Regions from separate parts of the Mus musculus genome. Here region 1 is linked to region 2. Evidence: chromatin contacts called from ENCODE Hi-C data. All regions are on one chromosome and are shown on one strand. The core of a region is the stretch at or near the end of the contact, and the rest is flanking DNA. Distances in the headings are between cores, read along the strand shown. Region 1 overlaps Mrtfb (myocardin related transcription factor B). Region 2 holds the start of Ercc4 (excision repair cross-complementing rodent repair deficiency, complementation group 4).

Region 1 (3,162 bases), core at 486-2,985, 290 kb before region 2:
AATAAATCTACCCTACCAGAATTATAAAACAAGCTCTGGGGACTTACTTGGAAAAGGCTTGGACTATTTAAGCATCTTTCACACTAAAGAACTCCCCAGTCCTAGACAAAGTATCTGTGTTCTAATAGCTTTGGATCCAAGGTTTGTTCTCTGGCTGAGGATTACAGCCTTCCCAAAGAACACGATTTTGGGATGATGCTCACTGACAGGGGAGAGGTGACAGAAAAGAATAGCACTAGTCTCTCTTTGTAAGCATCCCACCTTTCTGACTGGCTGAGGCTGGCCCAACACGTGCTGTGGGAAGGCTTCCTGCTTCTGAGGCAGTGCTGAGGTCAAGGCTGAGGGCAGGGCTGCAGCTGGAACCTGTGTGGCAGCAGCTACATGAGGCTGAGCCTGGACTCTTCCTTGTGCTGGGGTCTAGGAAGAAAACAAAAATCAATCTTAGTGTCAAGAAGCACATCTGGAATTGAGTTTATAACACAGTGTAACTGTTTGCTTTGGGATACACAGCTAAGCTGACACAATGGTTATAGTCACACACTTTGGTCCATCTGTATGCATCTGATCTTTAGCAATTTTTCCCTTTCTCTGTCACCCCTCTCTACTTCCCTGGAGATGGGGACTAGGGTTCAAAATTGTCTAGCTTCCTGAGAAACACAGTGCTTCATTATGTACAGTCACCCACCCAAACAACATACTGGGACTTCTATCAACTTTCCCTGAGTGAGTTCGAGGACAATCCTAAACCAGTGACAAATGTCAGACAGCTGTCTTTTTAACCTCACTGTTCCTTAAGGTGGCTAAGATTTCACTTGAAAAGTTTTGAAAGCAGATAACAGAAACAAGACAGCTCTACACATTATAGGTCTGTAACCCATGATACCCAACAACCTACAGAATTGCTTTTAAGCTTGTAGTATACACAGTCTAGGAATAGCCAGAGATGCTGGGCATACAGCTGTATACAGGCCCAGTAGAAAACAGGTTTTCTTCTTGTATCAATGGCAACAAAGGATTTGGATCCACTGGCAATCTAATACACGTTTAGAATAGGTTTCTAACTCATGCGTACTCTGCATACTTCTGCACACAAAGCAGGGCGTCAGATTGCTGTACACTTGTTGAGGGTATTTGGGTACTGACTCCTGCCACGGGTACTGGGCAGATTAAAGCTAAAGCACTGGCTCAAATGGCTTGTTTTCCTTATGACCACATCTAGGTAAGGTCTGCCAGAAGTGCACTATACAGCAAGAGAGTCAATCTGCAGGTCTCTGCAGTCAGAACAACCCCACTTCATGTTTTCCTCAGCTGAAGCATTCTTATATAAATGGCACCTCCCAAGAACAGGCATATGACTCCTGCCACCATCCCCAGCTAGAAGACATGGGATTGATTACATGTCATATCTGTCCCCGGGCTCCTAGAAATGGAAAGTTACTTGGAACCAGGGCAGAGAGTGAAGTGTTCAAGGCACACAGCCTGTGATAATGCCATTAATCTTTAAAAATGTATCTCTATGTCTGTGTGCCTTTGTGAGTTTTTGTGCACATGTGTGCAGGTCCCCAAAGAAATCAGAGGGCATAGGATCTCCTGGAACTGAATTAGACAGCTGACCTGCCTGATGCGGTTGCTAGGAACTGAACCTGAGTCTGCTTTGAGAGCAGTGTGTGCTCTCTACAGCCCTGCGTGCGCATCCGCATCCAAGAGAACAGGAGGTCACCCTGCTGGTTTTTATGATGTAAACACAGTGGTAGCCAGACCAACCCTTCCTCCTCCCCCACACCCACACCACGGCCTTCCAAAACTGTAGCCCACAGTAGCTGCACAACAGCTCAGAGCTAGCTGCAGTATTTGCTATCAGGCAACACTGTGAAGCACACTTCATACCTGGAGTTGAAGGCTGCCTACTGGGAGTTGCACTGAAGTAACATTTGAGCCCTGGATGGACACTGGCAGCAGCAGCTGAGTTGTCTGTGTGGTCAGTAAGGCCTGAGGCTGAGCAACAAGGGCAGGTGGCTGTCCCTGGGAACTAAGGTAGAACTGCGAGACAACGTTCTGCTGCTCTGCTTGGGCCATGGGGACCTCTTGCTTGACGACCACAGTCTTTTTGGCAACAAGGGTCTGGCTACCCGTGGAGATGGGCTGGCCTACAGAGTGGCCAGGCACTGTGATGGGCTGCTGGGGGCTGGAGCAGTCAGGGAGTGAGGCCTCATCCTTGATGGAGGACCCAACACTGCCATGTTTAGGATCTGATGTATTAAAGGGATGTGGGGGATCACTGGGCTGAGGGTCTGGTGGTCGCTGCTGCCCACGTTTTTCCACCTCAAGCTGCATCTTGAGGACCTCCACAAGCTTCTGTTCTTGTTCCAGTTTCCTCTTCAGTTCTTCAATCTGTTTCTCCTTCTCCTGAAGTTTGCGGTCCTTCTCAGCAGCATCCAGTTCTAGAGTAGACAGGGTGCTACTGGAAGGGCTCAGGCTGTCATCATGGCTCACCACCCTCAGGGGAGATGAACACAACAACTGGGAAGGTGACATCATAGTCATGATCTCTGTGAAGGTGTCTGTCATGTTTGTGTCATCGGTACTGAGACTGGACTGCTCAGAGGGTGATGGGGAGATGGGCAGAGGAGAGTGGGCATTTTCAACATGGGGCACACTGCTGGTTGCAGGAAGTGCCAAGTCTGCCTTGAAAGTGGACACAGAGCTTGTTACAGCATTATGCAGTGTTGTGACTGGCAGTGCCACTGTGACCTCTGGGTTACTGGTGACAATGGTTGCTGATGACACTGCCACAATACTGCCAGTGGCAAGGTTACTACTGGTCACTTCCTGGTAGGGTTTCAGGCGTTCAATGAGGTCTGGTTTAGTTCCTGACACTGGCAGACCCCTCAGTTTGAGTTCTGTCTTCAGCTCTGACACCTGGAGGCAAAAGCAGATCAGGTGCTTGGTTTTATGAGTCACCCACACATAAACACCAGAACACACCTCCGTGGCCCACAGAGGGATGGTGACACTCCCAATACATATCTGGACCTGCCATATAAACAGACTTTCTCCATTTGTACACACTGTGATAACTTAAGTCTACAGAGGAGGCACAGGAGCCTGTGAGCAGTAACTATAAAACAGGTGATATTGCAGTAATTACTACAGAGAAGTGAT
Region 2 (3,101 bases), core at 575-3,074:
TAAGGTTTTGTTTTGTAAGGTTAAGTTGTGCTTTGGAGTTTATATTAAGAAATAATTGTGCTCCAGTCATTATTTCCATTTCAACACCAAGCCACAGAACCTTTTAAAACTTTGGGTTAAAAGTTTTCTACTCTTCCGAAGATCCTGAGTTCAAATCCCAGCAACCACATGGTGGCTCACAACCATCCATAATGAGATCTGACTCCCTCTTCTGGAATGTCTGAAGACAGCTACAATGTACTTACATATAATAAATAAATAAATTATTAAAAAAAATCTTTAAAAAAAGTTTTCTACTACCTAGAAACTACTTCCAGCCAAAGTCGGGTTTTGAGACAAGGGATTCCTCTCTGCAGACAACACTTTAGACTGTTAGATCAGTATTGATACTTCCTAGAGAGATGCCAGAATGTCCATAGGTCCAATGGCCCATTAGTCTCTCAGTCTAATGCCACTTTTCTGGGCATCTTACATTGCACAAAGTACCATGCCAAGCACTGTAGATTCCTGGGGAATCCAACAGGGCCTCAGCCTTTAAAGGAGTTGTTAGTGACTCTTCTCAGCTGACATTTTCTTCCTGGCCACTACACCTAGGGGATCATCAGATTCATCATGCTAGGCTATGTCCACATCTCTCAACATCCGCAGCAAGGCATGTCTCATTCCACTGTCCTCAGGATCACCTGTTCTCTGTAACCCAGATTGATCGCTCCCTTAGCTTTAACTTCTGCACCCCCACCCCCATTTCCCTAATCCCTCTTCTTTTGTTAAGTCTCAAGGTCTCCTTTTCTACTAGAAAGTAATAACTCTCAGAGACCCTATCATCCTCGTCATTGTCCTTTTAGGGACCACACTCTGTCCTCCAAACACCCTTATATCCAACTTCAAACTCAAACACTATTCCTACCCAGATTCTGATACCGTCTCTCCTTTGCAGTGCAATTCAATCCACTACTCTACCTCAATGTGTAGCCTACTCGCCCCTCTCCTTTTCAGTGTTAAGGAGTGTGTGGGACCCGTATTCTCAGTGTCCTCAAACTGTGTCTGGGCCCTGTATTCAATGCTCTCCCATGTCAATAGAGGAACCCAAGACTTTCTTGGGATGCATTCTATACTTGGCAGTCATCCCGCAGTGTCAGAGTCCAGGATCTCCTTCCAGGACCCTCACTCAATGCCCTCCCTTGTCGTGGCAGCCACTTCAATTTCCCTGGGGTTCCCTTCCCTCCTTCGCAGCGACTTGGAACTGTGTAGGTGCCCCGCATCTCCCCCCTGGGATCTTAATTCATTCCCTTTCGTGCCCTGTTTAAGATCTGCATGGGCTCGGAGTCCCTGCAACCGTACAGCTCCGCGTTCCTACCGCGCCGATCTCGCATCGGATGTCCCCCAAACCCTTGGGTCTACCCATCCCGCAGTCGCACCTCCTCGGCCGGCTGCGTGTTGAGCACCAGCACCAGGCAGGCCGGGTGGCAGTGAAGCCGCAGGAAATGGTAGAGGAGCCGGTCGGTGCCGAGTCCGCGGGCACACACCACCAGCCCGTCGCTGTCGAGCAGTTCCAGCACCTGCTGCCTCTCGTACTCCAACAGCGGCGCCATACTCCGCCGTTCGCCCGACAGGCCTGGCTCCATGGGCGCCCTTCCGGGACCGCGGCCGCACGCTGACGGAAAGAGCCGAGTCCAGCCGAACGCTGGCCGAACGCAGGGAGAGACGCCAGGGCCGAAGGAGCGCAGAACAGATGTAACTGCAATGGCCGACTGAGAGAGGCCGGATGTAGCCGAAGGGAGCCGAGTTCAAGAGAGCCAACCGATTGTAGCCGAAAAGGAATCGAGGCGGGGACAAGTGTGGCCGGAATGTGCCCGAGCCCAGGGCAGGTCTACCCGAACTCAGCCGAGAGGCGCAGAAAGCGTTAGCGCGCGTGCGCGCGCGTGTGTTTAGGTTCCCCATCCTTTGGCTCTCTAGACCTAGGCATAAACTAACAAAATGCAAACAGAGAAGTCTAATCCGCGTAATCCTCCAATACCGACAGTTCAGAATGTTGCTGTCAGTATTCCAAGTGCATCCAGAATCGACATCGTTTTCCTAGTGTGAGGGTTTTGTCTCTACTTTTGCAAGTATTCCTCCCCCTCCCCGCCTTGAAAATTTTTAATAAGCACAATACCTTATGAGTTTCAGTCTCTTGTTTGCAAAGGTCTTGAACTCAGTAAGTTATTTTACAAAGCCTCCATCAGGTGCCAGTTGCAGCCGCGTTCCTTCCACTAGAGGGACATCTTGGGTCGTGTTTGTAACTACCTAAAAAAACCTCCAGGTAAGCAATCTAGGAGGCATTCTCTCTCAGAATTCTCCATTCCCCTTTATTTTCAGCCCATACGAAATACAAATGAAGGCAAAATAGGATTGTTCCATTACTCAGGAATAACCATGGTTAACAACATACTTTTGCGTGCCCCCTACCCTCTGCCGCTGCTCAGTTTGTGCGGCTGCTTGCCTGCTTAATTATATGAAATAATAAACAACCAAGATTCGAAACCAGATTTTTGGTTTCTCCAGGTGGGACAGGCTATCTCACTTGTTGAAGTAAATTCAAGGCCAGCCTGAGCTAGAGATGGAGACCTCCAGCACAAATATAAAGGGTGTTAGGATGTAACTTAGTGGTAGATCCTGAGTTCCGTCACAAATTTTCCCTAAATCTCTGTCCTTTATGTGGCTGGGTTTTCTGTAATGTGGAGGCATATACTTGTCTAGTTACTGGAGAACGTTTAGTTGGCTCCCACTCCTCCCACCAGCACGCAACATAGCATTTCACTAGCTTAGTTCATACAGAAGTTCACTCAAACCCTCAAGGTACGTTTCTCGAATGGACGATTAGTGGGAGAAAAAGGACACATTTATTTGAGTTTGCTCGACCTTCATTACATTGCCTTCCCGTTTACCAATCTCCCTTCACATCAGCCGCTGCAAGTGGATTTGTTTTCTCTCTCTCCTCTGCTTCTTCCAGCGTTTTCCTTCTGTCTAGTCACAGTTAAAAGAGCATCTAATAATTTCTGCATCTTCCTGAAGTGGACAGAGATGCCTGCAGACGCTTTCCGCGCAGCATGTCTGGGAGC

What was found. Hi-C counts contacts between places; a loop is a spot of excess contacts on that map.
Region 1: a map of adrenal gland shows a loop between it and region 2 (2.8-fold over the local background). The contact joins the enhancer-like site here to the promoter of Ercc4 in region 2. A Hi-C loop is called at or near these places in 14 of 37 maps with a recorded cell type or tissue (CH12.LX, T-helper 1 cell, T-helper 17 cell and 5 more).

The regions. Positions count from the first base shown.
Region 1 is chr16:13,400,410-13,403,571 of GRCm38, reverse strand. It overlaps Mrtfb (myocardin related transcription factor B), which reads right to left. Exons shown (of 17, transcript NM_001122667.2): 12 at 1,888-2,919; 13 at 262-417. All of the region lies in intron 3 of Gm15738 (a long non-coding RNA gene), which reads left to right. Among named protein-coding and RNA genes, the nearest start is that of Gm15738, 21 kb to the left of the region's middle. Within about 2 kb of position 1,735, at least 1 of the 3 ENCODE cell types and tissues checked has a DNase peak (open chromatin) inside an H3K27ac peak, as active enhancers do.
Region 2 is chr16:13,108,459-13,111,559 of GRCm38, reverse strand. Ercc4 (excision repair cross-complementing rodent repair deficiency, complementation group 4) reads right to left here and starts at 1,824. Exons shown (of 11, transcript NM_015769.2): 1 at 1,419-1,824. The coding sequence starts at 1,625.